Linked DNA regions of Homo sapiens: regions 1, 2, 3, 4 and 6 are each linked to region 5. The links are chromatin loops, found by intact Hi-C in ENCODE. Cell type or tissue: endothelial cell of umbilical vein. All regions are shown on one strand.

Region 1 (5,000 bases), 330 kb before region 5:
AAAAAAAAGATGGAAGGAGGCCAGGTGCAATGGCTCACACCTGTAATCCCAGCACTTTAGGAGGCTGAGGCAGGAGGGTCGCTTCGGCCCAGGAGTTTGAGACTAGCCTGGACAACATAGTGAGACTCCTGTCTCCACAAAAGCAAAAAAATTAGCCAGTTATGGTGGTTCATGCCTGTGGTCCCAGCTACTCAGGAGGCTGAGGCGGGAGGATCACTTGAGCCCAGGAGTTTGAGGCTGCCATGAGCCTTGATCATCACCCATTGTACTCCAGCATGGGTGACAGAGTGAGACCCTGTCTCTTAAAAAAAATTAATAAAGGGCTGGGTGAGGTGCCTCACACCTGTAATCCCAGCACTTTGGGAGGCCGAGGTGAGCGGATCACCTGAGGTCAGGAGTTTGAGACCAGCTGGCCAACATGGCGAAACCCCATCTCTACTAAAAATACAAAATTAGCTGGACATGGTGGTGCACGCCTGTAATCCCCGCTGCTCGAGAGACTGAGGCAGGAGAGTCACTTGAACCTGGGAGGCAGAGGTTGCAGTGAGCCGAGATTGCACCATTGCACTCCAGCCTGGGCAACAAGAGTGAAACTCCGTCTCAATAATAATAATAAAGATGAATTATTAAGTGGCAGATGATAAGAGGGAGAGGAAGGGAGTGCAGGGAGAGAGGGAAAGGAAGGACTGAAAATATGGCCTATGTGTAACAGTAGGAAGATCATTGCTGGCCTTGGAGAAAGCAGTTCTCAACTCCTCCCTTCCTTTTCCCCACATCCCATTGATTTCCAGATTGGCCAGGAATGTAATCCATATTGCCATAGATCAAGGTGCTGGCTCTAAGGGGTGGGAACTGGTGGAGTTTGGCTGACAGGAAGATGATAGAAGAGGTAAAAAAGAGGAGGCAGGAGGAAAAGCAAATTTCCTGATGAGTAGGGCTAGAAAGGGGCATTGGCTGCCAGTGTGTAAGGAGCACTCATGAAAGAACCACGCGTGTCTTCAGCAGCTGTGTCTGTCAGCTCAGAGTGGAAGCATGTAGGTATTGTCATTTTTTGGTGAGTTTGGCCACAAAGCATTCTGGGAGTGCAGCGGTGGGTGGTTGAAGAAGGAGGAAGTGGAGATAGGCAAAGGATTATCCTTCCTATAAGGCTAGTGCATGGTGGGTGAGAGACTGACAGGATGCTGCTTAGGAGTCCAAAAGGTGTGGCCAGCTCCAGCTTGATTCAGAGCAGTGGTGGTATCCTGGAGCTCCTCTCCCAGAGCAGAGGATGGCAGGTGGCGCCTGGAGAGTGTGGCCTCCCAGCGAGGGAGCTGGCACAGGCTAGGATGGGACTTAGGTCAGCGGGGTGTCTTGGTGGAAGGCTGAGCACACGTGGTTCTCCAGCCGACCACGAGCATCTGATCATATTATCTCCCAGGACTGGGTCCTCCTGGAACCCTGTACACTGCAGAAACTCTTCAGTAGTTACAACAGGAACCTTTGAGCTGAGCACCCAGAAGTACCAGATGTGCTGGAGCAGGCTCCTGTATTTATACGTGGCAGCCAGTCTAGTATTGCTTTATAGCACCTTCTGTGTCTGTTCTTACATAACTTTTAATCTGTTCAGGCTGTTTGCCCATCTCTATTGTGATTCTTTGAGTTCAGGCTCCAAGGCTCACTCATCCTTGCCCTGCATATCAGACACTCCTGCAAATGCTCAGGGCTTAAAAATCTGCCGGGGCCACCACATTACACACTCCTATCCCCGTCTACGTTATTCCAGTTAAATTTTGTGAGTAGTTGACAAAATGCCCTACTGTTTCCTTTGGTTAAAAGCAATAGGTATTACAAAATTCAGTTGTTACATTGGAACTTGTCTGCAGCTGTTTGCATGTGAATATTGAATGAGGGAGTGGTAGCTTTTGTAATTGTTAGGGCAAAGAAAGATTCTGTTTCTAATCTGAGACAACCAGCTGACTCATCAAGTGCCTTGACCCTTTAGATTTCCATCTTTCTTTTTCCCCTAGGAAGATGGAAAACTGAGCTCCCAGGTTTACAGATAGCCCAGACCTGGCACTGTGGAACAAAAGAAAATGGTAGAAAAGATGAAAATCAAGGAAATGTTAGCAACTAATTTTTATTTCCTCTGACCATTTAAATGGGTATGAATTTACCTTCCACAAGGAAAACTTTTCAAATAATGGCTTTTTATAAAGGGTCTATTTTATGTGCGTGGTTCCCTTCCACCCCTAGGTGGCAGGAGAAAGCAGAAGAACCTGCATGAAAGTAAAGCAAACGTCCTGCAGCTGTGGGGCGGTGTTCTGAATCCTAGGATTGTTGCTTACCTCTGCCCTGCAGTTCCATTTGTCAGGCATTCCTGCGATTTTTTTTTTTTTTCAGACCGACTTAGTTACCCATATATGGATTTTTAAAAATACTGACTTGGCTAGGATTTATAGAGCACTGTGTAGTCAGCTTTAACAGTTAAGAAATAAGCAAATCTTGATGTGGGGAAAAGAAGAACAGGAACATTAGAATTGGGGATTAGAGGTTGAGAAAATGGTCCTCCCTGGTGTCCAGTGGGTAATCTGCTGTTGAGAACTGATGCCCGTGGAGTTGCCCCAGGCAGGACGCCCAGGCCAGGGCACTTCACCTGGGCCCCTGGGGTTGGTGTGGAGAGTCAGGTGGCCTTTCTCTGCAGCCGGAGAAGCTAGCACAGGGGGCTCCCCGTCTCCTCTGAATCCTGTCTAAAGATAATAATGAGGGCTGTTACTTGGAACATTTTCTAATAACATGCTATAGATGCTTAGGGTTTATGGGAAGGGGGGATGGTACTGGGGGTGGGGGATAAAGGACAAAAACGTAATAAAGTAAACACAGGAAAGGAGCAGCATGTGTTTGGAAGCTGAGCATAGGCACTCCCTCTGAGCAGTGGAGTTGAGTCCTGACTGCAGCACATGCAGGTGAGGAAGCAGTAGAAGGAGTCCGTCTTCTGTCCCCTTCCCATCCCTTCTGACATGTTCTTATCTTGAAATCGCCGCCCCTGAACTCCCAGGGTACTTACTGTGTGCTGCTCTCACTCTGTAGCCCTGTCTGTGTATGTCCCATGTCCTGAAAGCCCACCCGAGGAGGAGCTGTCTTCTTTGTCTTTATGTTCCCCACAGCACTTGTCTCTGGCACAAGGCAGAATCTTAATAACTTCAGTGGCATGAATCCATCGAGGAGCAGATGGGAAGCAGAGTCACAGTGTCACACCAGACAGATTATGTTCAAGCAAATAGTCCCAATAAGAAGTAGTGAGGGGCCGGCCGGGCGCAGTGGCTCACACCTGTAATCCCAGCCCTTTGGGAGACTGAGGTGGGCAAATCACCTGAGGTCTGGAGTTCAAGACCAGTCTGACCAACATGGAGAAACCCCGTCTCTACTAAAAATACAAAATTAGCTGGGCATGGTGGCACATGCCTGTAATCCCAGCTACTCTGGAGGCTGAGGCAGGAGAATGGCTTGAACCCTGGAGGCGGAGGTTGCTGTGAGCCAAGATCACGCCATTGCACTCCAGCCTGGGCAACAAGAGCGAAACTCTGTCTCAAAAAAAAAAAAAGTGAGGGGCTGGGCACAGTGGCTCATGCCTGTAATCCCAGCACTTTGGGAGGCTGAGACGGGTGAATCACTTGAGGCCAGGAGTTTGTGACCAGCCTGGCCAACATGGTGAAACCCCGTCCCTACCAAAAAATACCGGAAGTTAGCCAGGCACAGTGGTGCACATCTGTAATCCCAGCTACTTGGGAGGTTGAGGCATGAGAATTGATTGAACTCAGGAGACGGAGGTTGCAGTTAGCTGAGATTGTGCCACCGCACTCCACCCAGCCTGGCGGCAGAGCAAGGCTCCATCTCAAAACATATATATATATATAATATATATATGTGTGTGTGTGTGTGTGTGTGTGTACTCTCTGGCATTTTTTTGTTGGCTCCATTCTTGGGCATACCGCCAGACGAGATGGCTGTGGGCAGCCTCATGCCTGTCTCCTGCAGAAAGAGGACTGCAGAAGCACTTTAGCTAGACATCAGTTCTGACTGGCCAGGTATAGGACCGTCAGGGAAAATGGAGGTGTGTCCCCAGAAATGGGAGTGTACACTATGCAAGCAGAACCCACTGGCGAGCATTGCAGGGACATCAGCCCTTGGCTTGTTACTGTCATAGCAGAGCAAATTCATATGTATCTTAAGTCATTCTTTTCAATGTTTTTCAGCATCTTCATGATACAGTTAAGAGGAATCTTGACAGCGCCACTTCCCCTCAGAATGGCGATCAACAGAATGGCTACGGGGACCTCTTTCCTGGGCATAAGAAGACTCGCCGGGAGGCCCCTCTGGGAGTTGCCATCTCTTCCAATGGACTGCCTCCAGCCTCCCCCCTCGGTCAGTCTGACAAGCCTTCTGGAGCCGACGCCCTGCAGTCCAGTGGGAAGCACTCTCTGGGGCTAGACTCTCTCAACAAAAAGCGTCTGGCTGACTCCAGCCTTCACTTGAATGGAGGCAGTAACCCCAGTGAGTCATTTCCTCTGAGCCTGAATAAAGAACTGAAGCAGGAGCCTGTCGAAGACCTGCCTTGCATGATCACTGGGACTGTCGGCTCCATATCGCAAAGCAACCTCATGCCAGACCTCAACCTTAACGAGCAGGAGTGGAAGGAGCTCATCGAGGAGCTGAACAGGTCGGTGCCCGATGAAGACATGAAGGACCTGTTTAATGAGGACTTCGAGGAGAAGAAGGACCCAGAGTCTTCTGGCTCTGCCACACAAACCCCCTTGGCACAGGACATTAATATTAAGACGGAATTCTCTCCAGCAGCCTTTGAGCAAGAACAGTTAGGCTCTCCACAAGTGAGGGCCGGGTCTGCAGGGCAGACCTTTCTGGGGCCTTCCTCTGCCCCTGTGAGTACAGATTCCCCCAGCCTAGGGGGCTCCCAAACCTTATTCCACACCTCTGGTCAGCCCCGGGCGGACAATCCCAGTCCA
Region 2 (5,000 bases), 220 kb before region 5:
GGTAAAAATCCAATCAACACAATTAGGAGTCCAGTGAATGGCAGCTGCCCGCCTGCCCCAGTGACCATCTGGCCAGTGGGCCCTTTGGGGGCGTTTCATGCTCCTATGGGCGCACAGGAACCAGCCACGCACAGGCAACTTGCTGCTCTCCCTTTGGGTAGCTCAGAGGTCGGGCCGCGTTGTGCGTGCTGGCCGGCCTCATTCAGTGCAGTCTTTGCTGGAGGTCACCAAGCAGTACCCAGGGTTGCGGATCGCATGGTCCTGGGTGAGTGTAGCGGGCATGGGCCACAAGCCCAGCAGAGCCCAAGTGTTCTCTGTGTCTGGACAGGACAGGGCAGGGCAGGCTGAGGAGGCTCAGGAGTCTCAGGGTAGCCCCGCATGCTCTCAACCCTGGGACCAGGCCCAGTGGGGTCTGTCCTACCACGGCCTCTCTGGTGAGCCAGCCACAAACGAGAACAGCTATGTCAAGAGCCTTCAGCTCTGGAGGCACAGAGCAATGGCCTGCCAGCTTTAAAAACCACAGGTCTGGGCCCCATCACAGGCAATCAAGTGAGAATCTCCTCGGGTGAAGCTCAGCCCCAGTATTCTAAACATCCCCGGGGTCGGTTCTGAGGGCAGCTGCTAACCTCAGATGGCAAAGCGACAGCAGGGACCTGGGGCAGGTCCAGCCACAGCAGAGTGCCCAGCCCAGGATTTCCACCTGCCTGCGCCTTTGTTTCCTTCTGTGATGAGGGAGATGACCCCTCCTTGGAGCATTGTCCATGCAGCCACTCCTGCTGAGCCCTGCCCCCTGCACAGACAGCCTGTCGCCAGTGCAGCCCCACTAGGCTACAGCACCACTGAGAGGCCAGAGAGAAGTGGCCCCTCCTCATGGCCATGTGACAGGATTCTCTAGCTGAAACTCTGGGAATAAACCCTTAAGAAACTTGACAGATAAATGCAGCAGTTTCGGTTCCAGCCCTGAAGCTCCACTCATGGCCCTCCTAGTGGGTTTTGGGTCCAGCTGCCTCCTCGGTGGGAGTTCTGTACCCAGCAGTGCCCGGTCACCCATGGGATTCTCCTCCACGTCCCTTCCCAGGCCAAGGCCCTGCTCTCAGACCTCTGTGAAGTGCTCAAGCTCCCGCTCCCTCTCCTCCAATGTGAACCTCCAGCCTGCGACGCTGCTGTGCCCCCTCGAGGCCCCACAGTCTCACAGAGGCCTGTCCTCTGCAGCTGAACTTCTGGACAAGTGGGAGACCCTGGCTGGGGAGTGGGCAGGAGGCTCTCACCTGGGGGAAGGTGTAGCTTGTAGAGCACCTTGAGCTTCTCTGTCAGGTCCCCGTGGTACATCCCGCCTGTGGAGAAGGCCAGGGAGGGCTGGGTCTGGCAACATGGCTGCAGAGCCCCTTCCAGGGGGTCCGAGTAGGACCCTCTTCACAGCCTGTGCTGCCCAACTCCCTCCTGGAGAGGTCACAGGGTGAGTCCCAGATCTCCTGTCTCCCTGGCGTCCTGCTGGGAAGGCTCAGCCCTTCCCTGGGGCTGGCAGACCAGCTTCTAGCAGCCCCAGACTGCATGAGGGAGGGGAGCGGGCAAGGCTCCTGCTGGACCCCATCTCGGCTCCCGTGGGTAAACTGTTCTTCCCGTATCTAGGGCCAGGGGCTCAAGCTGCCCCCTACTTGCTGCAGGGGGAACAGACAGGAGATGCTGGCATTTGGAGGCTTCCTGGGAAAGGGTGAGGGAGGGTCAAGCCCCTGGTAGGCCCTGCAGGCACTCACTCATCCCTGTCACGAACTCCTTGAAGTTGATCAGCGAGTCCTTGTTTTCGTCCAGGAGCCTGAACATGCGCCCTGCCAGCAGAGGTGTGTGGGAGCCACAGGCCCAGGGTGTCAGGCTGGCAAAGAGTTCCCGGAACTGGCTGGCATCAATCCGGTACTGCTCCAGGTAGGGCAGGCTGGGGTCCCGACGGCCGGCCATTGTGCGGCTGCACCCCCAGTACTGGCTAGCCAGGTGCTTGGCCTGTGGGACACGGTCTGGTGAGACGGTCCAGCCGCTAAGCCTGTGGGTCGAGGGGACCCCTAGGCTGGTGGTGTGTCCACCCTCCCCCTCTGTCCAAGCCTGCGGAGCCCTGGGGCGGTAAGCACGGGCCAGACACTGCAGCACCTCCCGAAAGCTCTCAGGCTGTCATCAGCCCCTTGTTAACAGATGGGGAGGGGGTTGGCTGAGAGACAGAGTCCTTGGCAGCCTGCAGGGGGCAGAGCTGGTCTGCTGGCCCCAGAGAAGGGCTGAGCCTTCCTGGCAGGGCTCCAGGGAAACAAGAGGCCTGAGGCTTGCTCTCGCTCCTATGACCTCTCTAGGAGGCAGGCAGAGCTGGCTCAACTGTTGTGACGCTAGGGCCACAGCGCAGCAGCCACCTTGAGCACGGAACCTGAGGCAGCTGGAGAGGTGGACGGGAACTGGCAACAACAACAGAAAGGCAGATTCCAACCATTAAGGCTGGGTCTTTTGCTAAAAGCACAAGGGAAAGAAAAATTCTCTTTGCACTGGGATTACTGAGAAGAGAGTATGACCCTGGAGCTGTGACGACAGTCCTGGCATGGTGTAGGAAGAGCAGTGCAGAGGACATCAGAGATGGGGAAGCCTGACGGCACATTTCAGCACCTGGATCCAGCCATGCCTGAAGCTGTGCATTGCTAGACTTTTCAGTCTAGCAATACAGGGGCAATGTATTCCCTCTTCTGTGTAAGATGACTTGAATGGATTTGCTGCCATTTAAGAGGTCCTGCCTAAACTCCAAGAGGGATTCGATTCTACCACAGGAGGTTCATGGCAACTGCATCTGAGGATGCACTTAGATCTGTTTCTGTTTTTCTATTCTATTCCCTATTTCTATCTACTTCTAAGAGGATACTCTTAGATCCATTTCTTTTCTGGCAGGAAGCTAGGAAGCTAGGAACGGGTCCTGCCCTGGCTCTGAGCTGTCACCTTAAACACCATGTAAAGGTCCTCCAGCTCTTCAATGGAGAAACCAATGTCCACAGGTATAGCTCGGACCTAGAAGGAAGGAGAAACAGGGTATATAGCTGGATCACAAGCTCCTGGCACAGAAGTACGGCACTCTGTGAGAGCATCCTCGGCAGACAAGGGCAAGGGTGTGAACCGCCCTCTCAGTGGCCCAGCACTCAAGGGCGGACCCTTCGGGAGAGAGCGAGGCCCACAGCCCATCCCTGGCCCCCCACCTACCACTCAGCTCACACTCCGGGCTCCTTTCCAGGATGGGCGTGGGGGAGTCTCTCTCTCACACTCCGGGCCCCTTCCCAGGATGGGCGTGGGGGAGCCTCTCTCTCACACTCCGGGCCCCTTCCCAGGATGGGCTTGGGGGAGCCTCTCTCTCACACTCCGGGCCCCTTCCCAGGATGGGCGTGGGGGAGTCTCTCTCTCACACTCCGGGCCCCTTCCCAGGATGGGCGTGGGGGAGCCTCTCTCTCACACTCCGGGCCCCTTCCCAGGATGGGCGTGGGGGAGCCTCTCTCTCACACTCCGGGCCCCTTCCCAGGATGGGCGTGGGGGAGCCTCTCTCTCACACTCCGGGCCCCTTCCCAGGATGGGCGTGGGGGAGCCTCTCTCTCACACTCCGGGCCCCTTCCCAGGATGGGCGTGGGGGAGCCTCTCTCTCACACTCCGGGCCCCTTCCCAGGATGGGCGTGGGGGAGCCTCTGTCCTCAACGTGCAGCTGAGGTCGCAGAGTGAGGGATACTCATTTGGCTCCCGTCATCTGGATCCCTGCAGAGACCCTGGTGCCAGCTCTGTGGAAGGAGGCCGAGAACCTGCCAGCCAATGCTCCTGTACTTTAATTGGCCAAAGCAGTCAGTCTGTGGTGCTGCGACCCAATGTCCTTACAGTGTCCTACAAGCCTGCAGGAGGGCTGGGAATGTGGAAACAATGGAGGAAGTCCCTGCCTTTGGGGGCAGAGACCACAAACAGGTCTTGCAGCACAGGGTGGCAGGGAGGGCCTGGCCCCTCTAGAGATGAGAACAGCAGCTTGTGGCAGACACATGCCATTTGGGGTGTGCGGAGGATGGCGGCATGTTGCTACCTGGGAGTGGGGCAGGGAACACATGGGAAGCCAGGCTGGGCGGGCTCGGCCCAGAGGGCTGGGCATGTGGCTTTCAGGGTGGGAGCCATCTGAGAAGCTTCCCGGTGACACATCCACCAGCAGAGAAAAGTGACTGGAACCTCTCCCCACATTCCCACCTACACCCCTGGATCCCGGTCCCATGAATCCTACCATGATGTACATACCAAAGCAGTGTAGGAGACTGGGTGCGGTGGAGCCCTGTACCCACCCTGCTCTGTGGGGAAGGCACTGCTGCCCCCCCAGCCCAGCCCCTGCCCAGCCCTGCTGGCACCCATACCACACTCCTCTTGGCCGTGTCCTCCAAGGACTGGATCACTTTCAGCCTCTGTTTAAACCGCATCTGCTCAATGTCTTCGGCCCTCAGGCTGCTGAATTTCTATAGGGAGAGGTGACTTGGTGAGATCAAGCCAACTGCAGGGCAGAGGGCCACCACCTGCCCATAGCCACCCCAACCCACATGCCAGATGGAGCGGCCTGGCCAAAATGGCCCCACTGGGTGCTGACCTCATAGGACACTTTCAGGAGCTCAAAGATGTCCACCTCTGCAGGGGGGTCATCGCTGCTGCTCAGCAAGGCACGGAGGTGCGGGATAGGAGGAGAGACACTCTGCTTGTTGACCACATTATCCAGGTATCTGCAAAGGACAGAGGACAACAGTCCAGACCACGCCCAGGCAGAGGGAGCCTCCTTCCCACAGCTGGGTGATGCGGAGGGACCCAATCTTTATGCAGACTCCTAATAAGGAGTGTGCAGAGGACTGGGCACCCTGCAGGAGGGCAGAGGTGTGCCCTGGCAGCGCCCCCAGCAAGTTGGGGAGCCCTCTACAGGGCAGTGCCCCCGACAAGGCCTGAGCACTAACCCTGAGGACGCTGGGCTGTTTTCTTAG
Region 3 (5,000 bases), 530 kb before region 5:
CATCAGTTTTAGTCCTGTTTTTTGTTTGTTTGTTTTAGTAATGTTGGTCATCTTTGAACTCTTTCCAAGTTATATGCCCCAAATCACACTGATCTAAAGCCAAAAATTATTTTTTGTTCCCTTATTTTCATTCAAAGCAAATAATTGAAAATTACCTGACCTGCAACCTAATCATATTAAGAAAATTTCTCAACTGTTGGGAGTTACCAAAACAAAAGTTTTACCAAGACTTATCAAGTGTGAGCCAGGCACGGTGGCTCATGCCTGTAATCCCAGCACTTTGAGAGGCTGAGGCAGGTGGATGGCCTGAGGTCAGGAGTTCGAGACCAGCCTGGCCAACATAGTAAAACCCCGTCTCTACTAAAAATACAAAAAATTACCTGGGCATGGTGGCGGGCACCTGTAATCCCAGCTACTGGGGAGGCTGAGGCAGGAGAATCTCTTGAACCCAGGAGGCGGAGGTTGCAGTGAGCCAAGATCGTGCCATTGCACTCCAGCCTGGACAACAAGAGCAAAACTCCATCTCAAAAGAAAAAAAGACTTATCAAGGGATAATTTCACTTCTTATTCTTTCACTTAGGCACTTTGTTTAACCCAGAATACTCAGAATGGTTGGAGACATCTGAGTATTGCTTATTTCATTCACCTTTGCCAATACAGTACTTTTTGACAAAAATACTTTTAGTTTATCATGTATTTCAAATCCATTTTCATCAAATACTTAGCTGCAGTTTGGGCTCATTTAATTTACGGAAAATGGCCATCAAGCTAATGGCACATCTTAGGGTTGTGAATATTGACTGGTTGAACATAATTACATAGATTTGTAGGGAGAAAAATTTAATTTTCTAAATTTAGGACACCCAAGCAGAGGGTTAGAGACCACCCCTCTGCCCCAAGACCAAGCTTAACTGAATACCATAAAGCAGTAAAAGGCTGGTCTTCATGTTTTTGATTACTTAATCATCAAGGGCGACACCACCTCCATTTGGTGTATGGAACCTAGGGCACCCCAGGTCACCGTATCAAGAGGAAGACAGGTTATGGAGTGAGTTGCCCTTCTTTAGAGGGAGGAGAAAGAGTGCCTGTGAAACTTGAAAATCTGGAAATTGAGTTCCTTAAAACATCTGGGCATACCTAGCTTTGGCAAGACTGCTGTATATGTATTCCAATTTCAAGACCACTAGATGATAGAACTGGGCTTGGTGTCTTCTTTAAAGATAAATCTTTACAAATTGCTTTTATGGTTATTGCTGTCTTCAGAGTTTCTCCCTTCTCTTGATGAAGTTTTACAAGTTTTATTTCCTTTGCCAATCATCCATTACAGTTTTAAAATTTATAAATATAATACATAGGCTTCTCTCGAAATATAAAAATAATTATACTGGCCAGACATGGTGGCTCACGCCTGTAATCCTAGCACTTTGGGATGCCAAGGCGGGCGGATCACCTGAGGTTGGAAGTTCGAGACCAGCCTGACCAAAATGGAGAAACCCCGTCTCTACTAAAAATACAAAATTAGCCAGGCGTGGTGGCGCATGCCTGTAATCCCAGCTACTCGGGAGTCTGAAACAAGAGAATTGCTTGAGCTCAGGAGGCGAAGGTTGCAGTGAGCCGAGATGGCGCCATTGCACTCCAGCTTGGGCAACAAGAGTGAAACAACATCTCAAAAAAAAAAAAAAATTATACCACCCCCAACGAAATGCTTTACTTAAGCCACTTTTAACCCTCTCCACAACCAAGGTGAAATGCTTAGGCTGTTTCTTCTTGCCCAGCAGCTCTCCCCCTACCTTCTTGGGTTTTGCTGAGATAATTTTGAATTTTTAGTCCCAGGATGTCTCAGTATTTATTTAAGACCTTTACTACAAGTTCACGGCCATAATATTATCGTTCAGATTTAACTGTAATTAACTATATAAAAATATAGTACGTATAAATATGCTCTTTAATTGTCCATATTAATCAATGCTGGTGAAATAAAACAGGTAAAGGATTAGTATCCAAAATATACAGGTCAGTAAGACAAAGGCAAGCAATTCAACACGAAAGTCAATTGAGCAAGCAATTCACAGAAGAAATACTAGCAGAGAATAAACAGAAGTTATTTAACCTCAGTAGTAATTGGACAGCTGCAAACCAAAAACAATACGATCCCCCGCCCCCATTCCAATTGGCAAATATTTCCAAGACAATGTAAACGCGCGCGCGCGCCCGGGTGAGGGCCGCGCTTCGCACCTGGGACTTTCCTGCCAGGACTCTTACTTTGGGATCTAAACTTTTAGTTTCTAGGATACCAGCTTACTGGGTTTCAGAGAGCATTTGGCCAGCACGTATAGATATCTGATGATAATTGCACACAGTCTTTATTACACCCTCAAGGCAATGCGACAAGATAATGGGAGTTGAAATGGAACTCTCTGAATTCATTTGACTCCAACGGTTTTCCTTACCAAAAAACAAAGTGTGCGTAAAACCTAAAATTGTCCACTAGTAGCGGACGAAAGATCGGCAACAAGAATTTGAGCCTGGAGCTGAGGGGAAGATGCTTCCCTGCAGGCACCCGGCTGGCACTATCCGGCAAGAGAGAAGGCTGGAAAAGCCTTCTGGGCGGGGTGCGCATCCTCCTCCGTCCGGGACAGAGGGTGCAAAATGGCGCCCACCAGCTCCGTAGGAGAGGCCTTGAGCTGGACTCGCCCAATAGGAATGTTTGGGGGCGGGACGCTTTCCCAGCACGCCCTCTAAGAGCTTGGGGCAGGGCTTCCTGTAGGTAGCGCCCTTCCATTGGTCAAAAATGGAACCGGGGTTGCGGGAGAAGCCAAACGCGGCGAGTCTTGCTAAAGCCGTCGCCGTAGCAACGCGCGGAGCCGTCTGGGAGAGGCCTCTGGAGCAGGAGGCCCAGTGGCTCTTCTGACCCAAGGCCCCGCCGTCCAGGTAGGGGGCTGTGGCCTCTAGGGATCAGGGACTACTTACCTGCGAATCCCGGTTGCCCGCCCGCCAGCACGTCCGTTCCCTAAGCAGACCGCCTGGCCTCCTGCCTGACCCGTCTTCTCACCGTTGCCCGGAGTCTGACCTCCCCACGCTCAGTCCACTAACGAAGCTATCCCTGCTCCTGCCCCACAGCTTCTAAGTGCCAGATGATGGAGGAGCGTGCCAACCTGATGCACATGATGAAACTCAGCATCAAGGTGTTGCTCCAGTCGGCTCTGAGCCTGGGCCGCAGCCTGGATGCGGACCATGCCCCCTTGCAGCAGTTCTTTGTAGTGATGGAGCACTGCCTCAAACATGGGCTGAAAGGTGAGCCTGAGGGGGCGTTTGGGAGCGTGGAAGTTCGGGCTGGGTGTTTGCTCAGCATTTTTTCATCAGCGCCAGACATCCTTCTAGATGCTGAAATGCCAGCAGTGTACAGAACAGGCAAGGTTCCTGTATTCAGAAGCGACGTCCTAGAGCAGCGCTGGCCAATAGAAATAGCATGCAAGCTATATAGGCAATTTTAAAGTTTCTGGTAGCCAGGTTACTTTAAAAGCGTTAGATGAGGCTGGGCGCGGTGGCTCACGCCTGTAATCCCAGCACTTTGGGAGGCCAAGGCGGGCGGATCACGAGGTCAGGATATCGAGACCATCCTGGCTAACACGGTGAAACCCGGTCTCTACTAAAAAAAAAAAATACAAAAAATTAGCTGGGCGTGGTAGCGGGCGCCTGTAGTCCCAGCTACTCGGGAGGCTGAGGCAGGAGAATGGCGTGATCCCGGGAGGCGGAGGTTGCAGTGAGCTGAGATCGCGCCACTGCACTCCAGCTTGGGCAACAGAGCAAGACTCCGTCTCAAAAAAAAAAAAAAAAAAGAAAAAAGAAAAAAAAGTGTTAGATGAGATGCCTTTCTGTGGGGATAAAACTTTTAAAAATTAAGAAAAAAAAGTTAACCTAATTTGCTAAAATGTTTTAAAATTAGTGTTAATAATATATTTCATGGAACCCGTATATCCAAAATATCATTCAACACATATTCAATATTTAAAAGCCTTATTAGGCCAGGCGCGGTGGCTCACGCCTTGTAATCCCAGCACCTTGGGAGGCCGAGACGGAAGGATCGCTTGAGCTCAGGAGCTGGAGACCACCCTGGCCAACATGGTGAAACCCTGCCTCTGCTAACAACACAAAAATTAGCCGGGCGTGGTGGCGCATGCCTGTAATCCCAGCTACTCGAGTGGCTGAGGCAGGAGAATCTCTTGAACCCAGGAGGCGGAGGTTGCAGTGAGCTGAGATTGCACCATTGCACTCCAACCAAGGCTACAGGGTGAGATTCCATCTCAAAAATAAATAAATAAATAAATTAATTAATTAATTAAAACAGATGCAAAGGTTCTGAGTGGGACCAACCTTCCTCAGCTTGAGAAAGACTCCAGGTAACAGGTGTGCTAAGTGTGCTGAGGGAGAGGAGGGGAGGACATGAGGTCAGGGGAGTAGGGAGAGGCTGGACCATATATGTCCTTAAAGGTCAGATGAGGAGTTGCATTTTATTCTTAGTGTCTTTGGAAGATCCTAAAGGGAGAAATGTGTCCTAACTTCAGTTCTTAAAAGAATTTCTAGCTATGTAGAGAACAGATTGTAATGGTGGGGAGGTGACAGTATTAGGAGCAGGAAGACCAATTACAGCAGTACAGATGATGAGGATCTGAAAAAAACAAAAAAAAATAAATCCTTGATTTTGCCATCAAGGAAAAAAAGGGGGAAGAATTTCATAGTAGATGAGCCTATAAGGCAACTGTTTTTTTCTTTCTTTTTTTTTTTTTTTTTTTTTTTTTGAAGAGTCTCGCTCTGTCCCCCAGGCTGGAGTGCAGTGGTGCAATCTCGGCTCACTGCAAGCTCCTCCTCCCAGGTTCACGCCATTCTCCTGCCTCAGCCTCCCGAGTAGCTGGGACTACAGACGCCCACCACCACTCTCGGCTAATTTTTTTTTTATTTTTAGTAGAGACGGAGTTTCACCGTGTTAGCCAGGATGGTCT
Region 4 (5,000 bases), 100 kb before region 5:
CTAGAATCTAAAGAACAACGCAGAAACAGAAGTGATCAGAGGACACATTCTTCTCTTGTTCCTAATGTTAGAAAAAAGAATTTAGTCGTTCACCATTAAATATAATGGTGGCTGTCAGTTTTTCATAGATGCCCTAATAGTTTGAGGAAAGTTTAAAAATCAGGAATCGATGTTGGACTTCGGCAAATATCTTTTCTCCATCTATTGAGATCATACAGTTTTAGCTTTTTTGGCCTGCTAATATGGTAATAATACATTAATTTTTGAATGTTAAATGAAACTTATATTCCTGGAGTAAACATCACCTGGTCATGATGAATTTATATATATTGTTAAATATAATTTGCTAAATTTTTTAGAATTTGTGCATCTATGTTCAAGAGGGGTCCTGGTCTGTAGTTTTGTTTTGTAGTAGTTCTGTCTAGTTTTGGTATTAGGAATGATACTGGTGCCATACAATGAAATTGGAGGTATTCCTGCCTTTTCCATATAAGTTAAGCATTTGAAATTAAAATCTGAAATGCTCCTAAGTATGAAACATTTCCAGTGCCAACATGAAACTCAATGGAAATGCTCACTAGAGCATTTTGCATTTCAGAATTTTGGATTTGGTATGCTCAAACGGTAAGTATAATGCAAATATTCCAGAATCTGAAAAATTTCTGGTCCAAAGCATTTTGGATAAAGGGTACTCAACCTATAGTTTGTTTGATATTGTTATCATAGCTGCCCCTTGAACAACATGGAAACACCCATTTCCATCAAGTCATCTCCTATTAATTTAATTACTCTGGTGTAGTATCTATTTGCTCTTGAATTTCTTCAACATCCTCATCTTGAAACCCTTTACCCCCTAACTTTTTTTTTTTTTTTTTTTTTTGCCATATCCACAATCTGTTTCATGATTTCCTTGACTGGCTCTATCATAAATCCTGTGAAATCATGTACTACGTCTGGACACAGTTTTCTCCCATAGAAATCTTTTGTTTAGACTTTCATGGCATTTCCTATAATAATAATGACATCTTCAACAGTGCCATCTTTCCAGACTTTTGTGATGTTTTATCTGGATTCTATTCTACAGCATTAAATGCTTTACATAGCATACTGTGCATACTAAGCCGTAAGGGTCCTTAGGACCCCCTGCTCTAGAGGTTGAATTAGAGGCATGTCTGGGGTCAAGAAGGCCACTCTGAAGCCTTCAGTATTGAATTCATGGGGTTCTGGGTGGCCAGGGGCATTATCCAATATCAAAAAAACGTTAAAAGGCAGTCCTACCCTGGCAAGGTACTTCCTAATTTCAGGGACAAAGCACTGATAAAACCAATTCAGAGGGTTCCCACTATTCGGTCCTCCCTGTTTTGCAATTAAAAACCGGCAGATGGTATTTATAATTTCCCTTCCAGGCTGGTGTTTAGTAGCTTTATCAATAAGGGCAGTCTTGATCATAGACCTGACTGCATTTGCACAAAACAAATGCCTGAAGTCTTAATTCTCTCTTCTCTACCTTACTAATAAATGTCCTTTGTGGCACTTTCCCCCCAAATAGGGCACTTTCATCAATATTAAAAATCCGTTCACAAAAATAACCTTTCTCCTCAATGATTTTCTTAATGAAATCTGGGAACCTGACTTGACTGCTACTTCTTGATCGTCAAAAGCTACTTCTCCTGTTATCTTGTCATTTTTAAAGCCAAATCTCTTTCTAAACTTTTCAAACTAACGTTTGCTGCCATTAAATTCTCCAGTGCTATATCCTTTGCTTTCCTTTTAAGTTGTCATATAATGACTTTTCTTTTCCTCAAATCACATTGGATACTACAGGTATGCCTTCCTTATAGAAATCCTGCACCCACATAAAGGCTGCAAAAGGTATTTAGCAAAAAGTATAAAGTTTTTGTGCCTGTTGGTGTAGCTATAGCAATGGCTTCATGAATAGATTTTTCTGTCCTTTTATGTGTTTTACAATGATATGCTAAGTCATTCTTTGTGAAATGGCAGCACCTGCAGCTGAAGACCTCTATCTATGGTACAAATCAAGCAATACAACTTTTTCTTGTAACGTCATGACTTCTCTCCGCTTCTTGGGAGCATTTCCAGCAGCACTATGGCACTTCATACAGGTCCCATGGTGTAATATTCAAGATTCATGATACTGCACTAAACACATTGAAAACTATGTGAGAACCACAAGAGGTCACTTTTACTGCAATAATCAACCTAATGGAGGGACGAACTACTCATAAGCGTATGTCACATGACATTTCAAGTGGACACTGGCAACACTGGTGATCACAATAGCAACAGGTGGCTATGAAATTATTACATTAATACAGTACGTACTACTGTTAATTTTATGCGGTTATGATTTAACATGGTTTACATTTCTTCCAACTGTGAATGGTGCCATGTATTTGTTTTAATAATTTTTAACTTTTTACAATGGATTTTTGTATATTTTATGATAGTAAATGATCAAATAGACTAGTATCTACATGTATTTTATACATGATGACATATATTTCTCCATTTTTCTGTGATCTCTTCAATTTCTTTCATCAGTATTTGAGAATATTGGTTAAATTTATTATTCTTATGTATTTTATTTTTATGTGACTATTGCAAATAGGACTGCTTTCTTGATTTCCTTATTACCCAGTTTGTTACTGGTGTACAGAAATGATACTAACTTTTGTACACAAACTTTGTATTCTCCAACTTTACTGAATTTATCAGGTTTATGAGTTTTTGGTGAACTCTTTGTTTTTTTTCTACATATGGTCACATAACCTGAAAAGGGAGACAACTAACATTCTCTTTATGATATGGATGCCCCTTCCTCCCTTCCTCCTTTCCTTCCTTCCTTTCTTTCTTCTATTTTTTTTCTTAGAGACAGGGTCCCTGCTCTGTCACCCAGGCTGGAGTGTAGTGGTGTGATCATGGCTCACTGCAGCCTGGACCTCCTGGGCTCAATCCATCCTCCTGCCTCAGCCTCCTGAATACCTGGGACTATAGGCACACACCACCACACCTGGCTAATTTCTATATTTCTTGTGGAGAAAGGGGTCTCCCCACATTGCCCAGGCTGGTCTTGAACTACTTGGCTCAAGTGATCCGCCTACCTTGGTCTCCCAAAGTGCTGCGATTACAGGTGTGAGCCACCGAGCTTGGCCACCTTTTATTTCTATGTTCTGACTGCTCCGGCTATGACTTCCAGCACTATGTGGAACAGAGGGGGTGGTAGGTAGAAGTGGGCATCCTTGTCTTGAACCAGTTCTTAAAGGAAAGTCTTTCAGCTTTTCCTAATCAATATGATGTTAGCTGTGGGTCATGTGTATCTTTCACTATATTGAAGTATGTTACTTCTATACCTAATTTGCAAAGAGTGTTGAATTTTATCAAACGCCTTTTCTGTGTCTATTGAGAATCTGGTATTTGTTGTTCCTTTATTCTGTTGATGTGAAACATCATGACTATTGACTTGCAAATGCCAAAACATCCTTCTATCCCCGGGACAAATCCCACGTTATATTGCTGTATTATCTTTTTGATGTGTTGTTGGATTCACTTTGCTTCGTACTGGGTTGAGGCTTTTTGTGTCTATGTTCAAGGACATTGGCCTGCCATTTTCTTATTTCGTTGTGCCCTTGTCTGGTTTTAATATTGGAATAATTTGGGTCTGGTAGAATGAGTTAGAAAGAATTCTCTCTTCTTTCATTTTTTGAAATAGTTTCAGAAGAACTGACGTTAATTCTCCTTTATAAATTTGATAGGATTTGGCAGTAAAGCCATCTGGTCCTGAGTTTTTGTTGAGGGATCATTACTATTTATTGTTCTGTTCATGTTTTCTATTTCTTCTTGGTTCAATGTTGGTAGGTTGTATGTGGCTAGGAATGTATCCATTTTCTCTAGGTTTTCCAGTATGTTAGTGTATAATTCTTCACAAACCTCTAATGATCCTTTGTATTTTGTTGGTTTCAGTTGTAATGTCTCCTTTTTCACTTCTGATTTTATTTGAGGCTTCTTTTAGCCATTTATCTATTGAAAAACCAAATTTCATTGTGTTGATCCTTTGTATTGTGTTTTTAGTCTCTGTTTCATTTAGTTCTATGCTGATCTTTATTATTTCTTTCATTCTACCAATTTTGGGTTTGGTTTATTCTTGCTTTTCCAGTTCCTTGAGGTGCATAACTGGGCTCTTCATTTGAAATATTTCTAATTGTCTGATTTAGGCATTCATTGCTATAAACACTTCCCTCTTAGCACTGCTTTTGCTGTATCTTGTAGGTTTTGGTATGTTTTATTTCCATTTTCATTTATTTCAAGAACTTAAGAAATATCTCTTAATATATTCATCAACCTTATGGCAGTGATCATGTTGTTTAGTTTCCACGTAGATACTGTTTCCAAAGTTCCTCTGGTTATTGAGTTTTATTCCACTGTGTTCTAAGATGCATGATATGATTTCTATTTTTAAAAATTTGTTGAGACTTGTTTTGTGGTCTAATATATAGTGTTTCTAAACAATGTTCCATATGTTGAGGAAAATGTGTATTCTGCAGCAATTTGATACAGTGTTCTGTAAATGTCTGTTACGTCCATTTGGTATATAGTACAGTTCAAATCCAAGTATTCTGTTAATTTCTGTCCAGATGATCTGTCCAATGTTGACAGCGGGTGTATTAGTCCGTTTTTATGCTGCTATGAGGAAATACCCCAGACTGGGTAATTTATAAAGAAAAGAGGTTTAATCAACTCAGTTCCGCATGGCTAAGAAGGCCTCAGGAAACTTACAATCATAGCAGAAGGCACCTCTTCACAGGGCAGCAGGAGAGAGAATGAGTGCCAGCAGGAGAAACGCCAGACGCTTATAAAACTATCCCATCAGATCTTGTGAGAACTCACTCTCTATCACGAGAACAACATGGAGTTAACCACCCTCATGATTCAGTTACCTCCCACTGGGTCCCTCACATGACACATGGGGATTATGGGAACTA
Region 5 (5,000 bases):
ACTCGGGGACACACTTACATTTGCTGGTTTATTATAAAGGGTATTGGGAAGAATACAGATGAAGAGATGCCTGGGCAAGGCATGGGGAAAGGGGCACGAAGGTTCTACCCCTCCCTGGGCACGCGGCCCTCCAGGAACCTCCATGTGTTCAGCTATCCTGGAGGTTATACGGAGGCTTCATTTCTTGGGCGTGGCTGGTGAAATCACTGGCCATGGGTGACCAACTTAACCTTCAGCCCCTCTCCGCTCCCCGGAGGCTGGGGGGTGAGGCTGAAAGTCCCAGGCCTCTAGTCCTGCCTTGGTCCTTCTGGTGACCAGCCCCATCCTGGAGCTACCTGGGGGCTGCCCGCCTTCACCCACCTCTTTAGCATATGAAAGACACTACTGTGGAGATTCTGAGGATTCTAGCAGTTGTAGGCCAGGAAGCCCGGATGAAGACCAAATGTATATTTGATAAGATCACAGCCACATTTTGTGTAGCATTCATCCACTGAAGTACATTTTGTTTGTTCCCCACTCCTCGGCTATTGTGAGCAGTGTGGCTATGTACATTTGTGTGCAAGTTTTTGTGTGACTGTATGTTGTCATTTCTTTTGGAATGGAATACCTAGGAGGGTGGAGTTGCTGGGTCACGTGGTCATGTTTAATTTTCTCTAGATCTTATCACTTTCTGAAATTATTACTTTTCTTTTATGTATTTTTTTTTTTTTGAGACAGAGTCTTGCTCTGTCGCCAGCTGGAGTGCAATGGCCCTATCTCAGCTTACTGCAAACTCCGACAGGTTCAAGTGATTCTCCTGCCTCAGCCTCCCGAGTAGCTGGGATTACAGGCGCGTGCCACCACGCCCAGCTGATTTTTATATTTTTTGTAGAGATGGGATTTCACCATGTTGGCCAGGCTGGTCTAGAACTCCTGACCTCAGGTGATCTGCCCACCTTGGCTTCCCAAAGTGCTGGGATTACAGGCGTGAGCCACCACATCCACCTATTACTTGTTTATTGACTGTCTCTACAGGGGGCTGGGACTGGGATGAAGTGAGTGAGATGGTTGCCTCAGGTGGAAAATTGGAGAAGGGTCCTCAAAATCTCAGTCATCAGCATAAATAATATTTTAATACAATATTTTCAAAAGTCAAAGACAAGGTCAGTCAGAGGACTGGAGCCTGAGGCCAAAAGAAAAATCCAATCCGGCCAGGCGCGGTGGTTCACGCCTGTAATCCCAGCACTTTGGGAGGATGAGGTGGGGGGATCACGAAGTCAGGAGTTCGAGACCAGCCTGGCCAATATGGTGAAACCCCGTCTCTACTAAAGATGCAAAAAATTAGCCAAACATGGCGGCGGGCGCCTGTAATCCCAGCTACTCAGGAGGCTGAGGCAGGAGAATCGCTTGAACTCGGGAGGCGGAGGTTGCAGTGAGCAGAGATGGCGCCGCTGCTCTCCAGCCTGGGCGACGGGGAGAGACTCCGTCAAAAAAAAAAAAAATCCAATCCTGTCTTTATTTAAAATGTTGATATTTTGTTCATGGACTTTTTCATTAACTTTAACTTTTAAAAACATGGCATTAAAATATTGCGCACCTCGACGGCTGCGTTTTCCGGTCTCTCCGGCGTTTTGCGCGGGAGGAGAGTGAGGCGCTTTCTCGCCCACATCCCCCGCGGGGGTCGCGAGGGCTCTCCCTCAGCTCAGCCGCGGGCTCTCAGGAGGCTCAGGTCTGGCTGAAGGGAAGGATTGTTTGGGAGCAGGAACTATAATCAGCCTTGATTTTAGGTCAGGCTTTCGTGCTGGGAGGCCCGCCCTAAAATCAAAACGCGAGAAAAACCTCAGGAGGTGGGAGCAGCTGAGGCCAGACCTGGGGGAGGGTCCGTGAGGGGAAGGAGGGAGCAGATCCCAAGGCATCTCGGCGGAGAAAGGGACGCAGGTCGGTGGGCGATTGCTGGGGGCGGGGTGGGGAGGAGCGCTGCCGCCGGAGGAGCGCGAAGGAGCAAATCTGACGCCCAGCACTCGGGACGCCCAGCGCGGCGTCAGGGGCCCCCTGTGCCCCGGATTCCTGCCGGGCTGAGTGGGCGGTGCCGGAGGGAGGGCGCCCCCTGGCGGTTCGGCGCGGGCCGGCGACGGCCTCGGCTTCTTTTTTTTTTTTTTTGAGACGTGGTCTCGCTGTGTCTGGAGTGCAGTGGCGAGATCTCGGCTCACTGCAACCTCCGCCTCCCGGGTTCAAGCCATTCTCCTGCCTCAGCCTCCTGAGTAGCTGGGAGTACAGGCGTGTGCCACCACGCCCGGCTAATTTTTGAGTTTTTAGTAGAAAAGGGGTTTCACCTTGTTGGCCAGGCTGGTCTCGAACTCCTGACCGCAAATGATCCCCACCCCCCCCCCCCACCTCCGCCTCCCAAAGGGCTGGGATTACAGGCGTGAGCCACCGCCCCCGGCCCCTTGGCCTCTTAAGTAAGCAACTTCCCAGGGATGCCAAGGCACGGGAGAGAATCAGGATAAACAAGGCAGTATTTAAAAAAATTAAATCAGTAAGCTATTGCCCACAGGCTGGCTGCCTGTTTTGATAAGTAAAGTTTTACTGGCAAACTGGCAAAAAATAGAGAGCAAAGGCCTCAGGTGCAGGCCACGTGCCAGGGAAAAGCATGAGACTTAACTGGGCTATTTTAACGCAGTCTGTTTCACCTGCAAGGTGATGCCTCTGATGTTGCTCCTCAGGGGGAGCCTTGGGCATGCTCACAGTCATCCTGGGGTGGCGGTGGCTTTAGCAGGGCTCTCTTTGGCTGTCCCTTTCCCTCGTAATTCTGTTAACTGTCTGCCTTTGTTGGTCTCGCACCAGCTGTTAGGCGCCACCAACTGCTGGATGATGGTTCTACTGTTAAGACCAGGTCCTGGGACCAACATTTCTCCACAGTTTGATTCAATTAAATGCAGGTGCCTCTGCAGGGGCAGTGTTCCAGGTCAGTCTTCGAGGTTCATTCTGACCCCAGAGGGCTCTTTGTGGCTGCTTTCTCCATGGTTCTATCTGGTAAATTGGCTGGCTTATGGTTTAGCTTGTTGCTCTGTTGAAGCTACTAGTTATCTGTTAATCGCTTACCAACACGATCTCTACTGTTTTTGTTTTGTTTTTAGACAGTCCAGCTCTGTCGCCGAGGCTGGAGTGCAGCGGCACAATCTCGGCTCACTGCAACCTCTGTCTCTTGGGTTGAAACGATTCTCCTGCCTCAGCCTCCCAAGTAGCTGGGATTACAGGCGTGTGCCACCACACCAGGCTAATTTTTTATATTTTTGGTAAAGACGGAGTTTCACCATGCTGGCCAGGCTGGCCTCAAAATTCTGAGCTCGGGTGATCCACCTGCCTCAGCCTCTTAAAGTGCTAGGATTACAGGCGTCGGCCTCCACACCTAGCCTCTCTTGTTTTTTGAGTGCCCTTAGCCTTGAACTTACCTACACTGTGTTCAAATAAAGGCAATTCCTTTGGGGAGAGCTTAGAAGCTGTCTGTCCTGTGCCTTGCCTCTCCTCTCCTGGGCAAAATTTCTCAGTCACTGCTTCACTGTGGGTGGTAGGGACAACGGCCCACTTTCTCAGAGTGACACCCTTGCTTGATGAGTGGACTGGGTGGGGACTGCGGCCTCTGATCTTCCTGGCTTGCCTCTCCCAGCATGGAATTTCCACCCTGAGTGAGCTGGAGCCAGCCTGACTCGGTGTGCTCAGACTGAAGCACCTAGGGCAGAGTCTCCACTCTGCAATGGAAGGGCTGAGTGGAGGAGGGGGCCCTGACCTCTCAGCTGCACTTGCTCCAGATTTAGCTTCTAACACAGAGCTGGGCTTGCGGAGAGAGATGCTGGAAGCCTGCCCCTCCCGTGGGGATATGGTAGCCTTGCCTGGGAGCTGGGGGACAGAGAGCTTTGTGTTGTTGACTGCACCCACCTGGCACAGAGCTTTTGTCACTCTGAGCTGAGAGTAAGGATGGAGGAAGTGGTAATAGTTCAAATTTCATAGTGCTCACTGTTCTTACTGAGCTTCAGTAGATTTTTTCTTGAATCAGTTTTTCTTCATTTGGTCTATTATTTTAAGACAACTTCCGGGCCGGGCGTGGTGGCTCACGCCTGTAATCCCAGCATTTGGGAGACCGAGGCAGGCGGATCACGAGGTCAGGAGTTCGAGACCAGCCTGACCAACATGGTGAAACCCCGTCTCTACTAAAAATACAAAAAAAACATAGCCAGGCATGGTGGTGGGCGCCTGTAATCCCAGCTACTCAGGAGGCTGAGGCAGGAGAATTGCTTGAACCCGGGAGGCGGAGGTTGCAGTGAGCCAGATTGTGACACTGCACTCCAGCCTGGGCAACAGAGTGAGACTCTGTCTCAAAAAAAAAAAAAAAAAAAAGACAATTTCTGGAGGCTTAAAAAAATCCTTTTTACCCCTTGCACTCGTTTTGCTGGGAAGGGGGTCCGTAGGTTTCCCTCGGCTCCTCTCCTCTGCCTGCCCTTTGAGATTCCTGCTCCTGATGCTTGGCAAATACCCTTCATCCTCACGGCCCTGAGGAGCTCCCCGGCTCTCCCTCCCTGGGCCTGGGCCCCAGGGTGTTTCCTCCTCTGGTAGCTGCGTGTGTCTGAGATGCTATTATTTTGGAGGAACATCACATTTGAGAGAGACCCACCTTTTGCTGTCTGTGTACTCCCCTTCCCTGTTTTCCTGCTCATTTCTTTGGGTGCAGAGCTCTCTTGCTAGGCCATAGGCCCTCTCAGCTTTGGGAGCTCTACCCTACTCCCTACAGTGATTTACTGTACTTTTTGGTTGTAAAATGTTTTTCTGGGGGGATGGGAGACAGGGTCTCATTCTATCACTCAGGCTGGAGGGCAGTGGCTCAATTATAGCTCGCCGCAGCCTTGAACTCCTGGGCTCAAGCTATTCCCCTCCCTCGGCCTCCCAAGTAGCTGGGACTACAGGTGTGCGCCACTACGCCTGGCTAATTTTTAAATTTTTTGTAGAGACAAGGTCTCCCTATGTTG
Region 6 (5,000 bases), 290 kb before region 5:
AGACATGTCTGATGCACAGGCAATGAGAACAGGCCAGGTGGGGCTGTAGCACGCACACCAGGCAGGGCCCACCTGGGCAAAGGCTCACAGTGGACACAGTGGGACTGGGAGAGAGGATGGCAGAGGCAGGTGGGACTGAAAGGCACCGTCAGGTAAGGGGAGGGGCACACCAATGAAGCCCAGCTGGGAGAACTCCAGGATCATCCAGTCCTCTGAAGGCTGCTGCAGTGCAAAGTTCTTCATGGTGCTCAGGTAGTTGGGCTTGGCCACGATGTCATCCTCCAGCTGCGAGGTGAGCAGAGAGGGGCTGGGGCTGAGGAAGGGCACCCAGATGGACCAGACCCATCGCAGGGCAGGGCGGCGCAGGGCAGGGCAGGGCAACGCAGGGCTTGGGGCTGACCTGCACGTAGTAGATGCCTTTGGACTGCGCGTACATCATGAGGAAGCAGTAATCGAGGTTCTGTTTGGTCCTCCACCTGTGGGCCGGGGCGGGGCCTCAGAAGTTCAGACCCCTCCACCTCCATTGTGGCTCCGCAGAGAAGCCGCTGGGTGGGCAGCTTCTGTCCCCCCACCCCCATGCACGGGTCCTCCCATGGAGAATTCAGGGCACTGCAGGGAAACACCCTGGACTCAAACACCAGTAGATGGGTTCTCAGCACAGGCAGGCGGGTTGCTGAGGGTATGGGGGAGTAACTAGTACCTGACTCTCTCCTTGGGGTCCCCAAAGGACTCTCGGAGGCGGGAGAAGTCAGGGTAGAAGTGGGGGGAGGGTGAGATGACCTCCAGGAGCCCAGAATGGATCTCCGTGGGGAACCTGGGGGACGGGAAGGCCTAGTCCGTATGCAGCCTCCAGGGGCTGAGAGGGGCCGAGCCCACCAGACTGTGGCCCTTTCTTGAGGCTCACCCAGTGCCAGCCCCCCACCACCCCCTACACCCAGCCAACTGAGGTAGCAGAGCTCCAGAGGGGCTGGGCCACTTCTGCACACCCACCCCTCCCCCACCAGGTCCCTGCCTCCCCACGAGATAGGAAAGGCACTATCTCATGGGGAGGCAGGAACCTGCCAGCACAACACCCCGCACCGAGCTCTCCCGCCACCAGCTCTCTGGGGTCGCCAGTACTCACAAGGCCTTGATGTTCTCTGTCACTGCCGAAGTGTACTGTGAGTCAGTCTGTGGGGAGACCAAGCACCCTCCCTTAGCCCTGCTGCTGCCCCAAAAGGCCTGGAAGGGCTTGGAGAAGGGGCACAGGCTTCAGATGCCCCCCACGTGGAGGGAGTGAGCCTGCTGTGCTGAGGGCGGAGTAAGGGGGCCCCCAGAGACGGCCCTTTCCCTTTGGGACTCGCATGGCCAAGGACTAGGGGGTGGCGGGGGCGATGGGTAGGGGTAGAGGGTGCCAGAAAGCCCTTTCAACTTTCTATCTCGGAGCATTTGCGAATGAAACTAGCAACTGAACTTCCGACAGCTTTCTCCTCGGAATGGTTCCTGCTGTCAGTTCTGCACCGCGGGGGCTCCTCTGAATGTCCCCCAACCCCGCGTCCCGGCTCACTCGCCTCGGCGATCAGCACCACGATGACCGAGTCCTCCTTCTCCTGCGGGCTCAGCTCGGAGATGAGCGAGTGCAGAGTGTCAGTCAGGTACGAGTGCACCTCGCGCCGCACGCTCGGGATGCCCATCACCACCGACACTATGGGGGACGGAGGCCCGACGCTGGAAAGGGTGCGGGGGCCACCCGTCCCCCCACCCCGTGCTCCTCCCTGTCTGCGCCCATACCTCCGGTGCGGCCCTGGCCCACGCGCACCGCGGGCTGCAGACTGCTCTCCTTGGCCAGCAGGTGTGGCAGGTGATGGAAGACGGTGGGCAGGTGCAGCACGTGCCGGTGTGAGCCGTTCCACGGCTTCAATCGGGGGTCCTCTGGGTGGGTCGGGAAGGATCGGGACTGAGACCAGGGAACCTACAACCAGCCCGCCCCCGCCTTTTCCCCCTCCCGCCCCAGACCTCACCTGTTAGGCGGCCCCAGGTGCGATTGCCGTCTCCGTCTCGCAGCGCCTGCCTTTCTGACACGGCCCTCTTGATCTCGTCCAGCACCAGGTTGAGCTCCTTGGAGCGCTTGAGGCTCTCCTGCTCAGCTGCGTGCAACCGATCGCGCAGCGCCAGGAACTCCCGCTGGTAAACGTCCACAACGTCGCCTGCAGGTGGTAGGCAAGCCGTCACGAGGGGGCGGTCTAGAGCCACCCTACGGGCCCCTCCAGTGTGCCAGCGCACACATCTGGGTGTCCACCTCTGCAATAGCTCATTGACATCTGTTCTTGTGCCTGCCACACGTGACATAGCTGGGGTCACTCTAAAATTACACTGACACTAATGCTCATGGGGAGAAAACCAGGGGAATTAGCCCTCTTCCAGTACTCTCCCCCACCGGGGGTTATTTTATCCTCTGAGAAGGCATCTGAAGTGGAAATACGATTTCCAGACCTAGGTAGGTGGATCCTAAGCAAGGGCTGGAACAGCCTCAGACTGAATCCGCTCCATCCGTTGGCCTCCAAAGCCCACTCTTGCTTTTTGCAGCACACGCTCCCTCCAGCGGGTGGGCTACCCAAGGTCCTGGTGCTAGCTCTTCACTGTCCTTGTAGCGGTCGCTGGTTGCTCACCCTGCACTGGATTCTTAGCCTCACGATGGCCCCGGGGGGTGGCTGCTGCAGTTCCAGGAGCCCACCTCACTTCATTGCTCAGGTGAGCAAATGAGGTTGAGAAACCGGCCCTGGGGCTGCTCAAGGACAGTCAACAGCAGCGAGGGGACTAGCTCTGAACGCCCTGGTGCCTGTGTCTCTGGAGACCTGTGCTGCGCCTGGGGCACCCTGAAGGGTCCGCATGCCACCCCAGGGGGCCCCTGTCAGAACCTCCAGCTGGGCCCAGGCATGAGGGCTGTAGGTGGATGGGGCAGCACAGAGGTGGGGCTGCCCGACAGTAGAGAGGCACCACCAGTCTGGCAGGGACCAGTGAGCAAGAATGAGATCAACAACCTCCTGGTGGCTCGGTGCCCACAGTCCACGCAGCAGGACGCTCCAGGCCTCTGCCAGGCGAGTCTCTGAAAACCTATGTGGCCTACAAGGCCTTCTGTTTCCAAGTCTCCAAGTTTAAGAAGCCTGACCGAACTCCCTCTACACTCAGGCAGCTCTTCCATTCCTTGATCCTTGGTGGCTTCACAGACCCCAGAGTTGCGTGGGATGGCCTCACCCCACCAGCAGCCCTGTGCATGATCAAGGTCATGATCAGGCAAAGTTCAGTCACCTCAGGGCACACCCCTTTCCGAAACGGGCAGGAGGTCGAAGTGCCAAGTGACCAGGGAAGAGGAAGGGGTGGACCTGGGCAGGAGGGAAAGGTTTAAGGAGCAGGGAGCCAGGTAGATCTTCCCTGAGGCATCTCTTACCCAAGAAGCCAGCCCCCACCCTCCACACCCTGCCTCTCTGGGGCTAAAGGCTGAGGCAAAGCGGAGCCTCTGGACAGCCCCTGGCGGGAGGGAAAGGGGAGTCAGATTACTGGCTCTGCCAGGCTCCACGCTGGGCTCAGGGGCTCGGTTACCCTGGAAACCTAACCCCTTGAATGCAGAGCTGGCTATCCCCAGGGCTCACCCATTGCTGGGTGACACCAGGTGTAGGCAGCACTCGCCCACAGGGATGGGACTGGAGGTGCAGAGGCCTAGAGAGCCATCAGGAATGGGTTCAGAGCCACCTGCACCTGCAGGTGCGCCTCCCTCCTGCCTAGATGCCAGTCCCCGCTTGCCTACTTACAGCCACTGCCCACCCCCACCCCCGAGCCCCACCCTGGCTTTCTCTGTCCCACACGACTGCCTCAGATGGACAGGCTGGGTGGGCAGTGGTGGGTGATGCTGCCTGAATCACCCTGGCAACAGCCTGCGCCTTACCCTCGCTTCCTTCCTAGGGGCCTCCCCTCTCCCCCGGGTCCTGTTTACCAGGAGATAAAGGGCCCCACGGGCTCCCGCCCACACCAACCCTTCTGTCATTTCCCTACACACTGCAGGCCCTGGCCCTGGGCAGCCTCCCCCGCCTGCCAGCTCCTCCACCCGCCTTGCCCTCAGCTTCTCTGACTGTGGGTCCAACTCTGTGACTGCCTCCCCATGGGCCAGGCCCTATGCCAGGGCTCTGCCAAGCCATGCTGGCACCCTATAACCCTCGGGAGCTGGGGAGGCAGCTCAGGTGAGGAGAGGGACCAGCCTGGGAGCCCCTGCCACACTTTCTTGCCTCAGGACCACGTTGTTAAGAGCAGCAGCAATGAGGCCTGGAGGCTGTGTCACCCTCCCCTGGAGGCGAGTCATTAGGACATCCTGGGGCCCACAAACCACAGTTCCCCCTGCTTCCCTCTTGGTTGGGGAAAGATTAAAGAGCCAAGCTGGGGCACAACCTTTGTGCCTTGTACTCAGGGAAAAGGGACAGGCTCAGAGGGGCATAGGCAGATATCAGGCCCGTTAACGGTCTGCTGTCACCATGCATGTGTGTGGCAGGTGTCTGCCTCCTCTCCAGACCCTGCAACCTCCTAGGAGTAAGGGTGTCCATCATTGCTGAAGTCCAGGCCTGGGGAGGCGGACAGCCTGAAGGCTGGGAGCGCTGCATGGCTGAGACCCCGGGCTGCCCCCAAGGGTCTGCCTCCCTGGGCAGATCCTCAGCAGGTGCTTGACCGAGGGCCACAGTTTGAGCGCTGGCAGAGCTGCTGCACGGGCTAGATAGGAAATTGGGCCCCAAACCCTTCTCCAGGGTCCATTTTGCGTTGGTCTAAGAGGCCGTCCTGGGCTTGACCTTGCGTTTCCAGGATGATGCCCACACCTGCTGCCCTTCCTCTCTGGTTCCCTGCCCACCTCCTTCCTTCCCTGCAGATTCCACTTCCTGGGTCCTTCCCTCAAGTTCCTGGACCCCCGCTGGCTGCAAAGTGGAGGCCAGGTTCCAATCTGGCCTCCGACTGGCTACGTCTGGTTTCACCAGGGGTTT

What was found. A loop is a pair of places that touch in the nucleus more often than their neighbours do. Peaks named below come from ENCODE experiments on the same cell type or tissue, not always from the same donor. Only the 100,000 strongest peaks of a DNase experiment are listed, where the experiment ranks them.
Region 1: a loop joins it to region 5, with 8 times the contacts of the local background. A loop is called at or near these places in 9 of 110 quality-filtered maps.
Region 2: a loop joins it to region 5, with 14 times the contacts of the local background. A loop is called at or near these places in 3 of 110 quality-filtered maps.
Region 3: a loop joins it to region 5, with 4 times the contacts of the local background. A loop is called at or near these places in 2 of 110 quality-filtered maps.
Region 4: it touches region 5 in a loop (11-fold over the local background); 51 of 110 quality-filtered maps call a loop at or near these places.
Region 6: a loop joins it to region 5, with 21 times the contacts of the local background. A loop is called at or near these places in 15 of 110 quality-filtered maps.

What each region holds. Positions count from the first base shown.
Region 1 is chr5:179,761,094-179,766,093 of GRCh38, forward strand. It overlaps MAML1 (mastermind like transcriptional coactivator 1), which reads left to right. Exons shown (of 5, transcript NM_014757.5): 2 at 4,233-5,000. Among named protein-coding and RNA genes, the nearest start is that of LTC4S, 30 kb to the right of the region's middle. In endothelial cell of umbilical vein, a CTCF peak has its summit at 2,239 (motif pointing right); DNase peaks (open chromatin) are centred at 2,238 and 4,508; H3K27ac peaks cover 1,062 bases.
Region 2 is chr5:179,868,501-179,873,500 of GRCh38, forward strand. It overlaps TBC1D9B (TBC1 domain family member 9B), which reads right to left. Exons shown (of 21, transcript NM_015043.4): 13 at 4,619-4,748; 14 at 4,392-4,490; 15 at 2,962-3,030; 16 at 1,755-1,995; 17 at 1,269-1,334. Among named protein-coding and RNA genes, the nearest start is that of MRNIP-DT, 12 kb to the left of the region's middle. In endothelial cell of umbilical vein, no CTCF peak of the experiment used is centred here; a DNase peak (open chromatin) is centred at 2,261.
Region 3 is chr5:179,556,905-179,561,904 of GRCh38, forward strand. RUFY1 (RUN and FYVE domain containing 1) reads left to right here. Exons shown (of 18, transcript NM_025158.5): 2 at 3,121-3,294. The region is part of intron 4 of LOC128966623 (a long non-coding RNA gene); the gene reads left to right. Among named protein-coding and RNA genes, the nearest start is that of RUFY1, 8.9 kb to the left of the region's middle. RefSeq lists an enhancer at 2,529-2,648. In endothelial cell of umbilical vein, no CTCF peak of the experiment used is centred here; DNase peaks (open chromatin) are centred at 2,247 and 2,737; H3K4me3 peaks cover 1,414 bases; H3K27ac peaks cover 592 bases.
Region 4 is chr5:179,984,296-179,989,295 of GRCh38, forward strand. All of the region lies in intron 3 of RNF130 (ring finger protein 130), which reads right to left. Among named protein-coding and RNA genes, the nearest start is that of MIR340, 29 kb to the right of the region's middle. RefSeq lists an enhancer at 3,228-3,762. In endothelial cell of umbilical vein, no CTCF peak of the experiment used is centred here; a DNase peak (open chromatin) is centred at 2,216.
Region 5 is chr5:180,088,546-180,093,545 of GRCh38, forward strand. No RefSeq gene overlaps it. Among named protein-coding and RNA genes, the nearest start is that of RNF130, 19 kb to the left of the region's middle. RefSeq lists a silencer at 1,982-2,111. In endothelial cell of umbilical vein, CTCF peaks have their summits at 2,092 (motif pointing left) and 2,842; a DNase peak (open chromatin) is centred at 2,036; H3K4me3 peaks cover 711 bases; H3K27ac peaks cover 317 bases.
Region 6 is chr5:179,799,784-179,804,783 of GRCh38, forward strand. It overlaps MGAT4B (alpha-1,3-mannosyl-glycoprotein 4-beta-N-acetylglucosaminyltransferase B), which reads right to left. Exons shown (of 15, transcript NM_014275.5): 2 at 2,001-2,186; 3 at 1,771-1,911; 4 at 1,551-1,684; 5 at 1,124-1,170; 6 at 701-814; 7 at 401-476; 8 at 171-285. Among named protein-coding and RNA genes, the nearest start is that of MIR1229, 3.9 kb to the left of the region's middle. RefSeq lists a silencer at 2,097-2,166. In endothelial cell of umbilical vein, a CTCF peak has its summit at 2,217 (motif pointing right); a DNase peak (open chromatin) is centred at 2,218.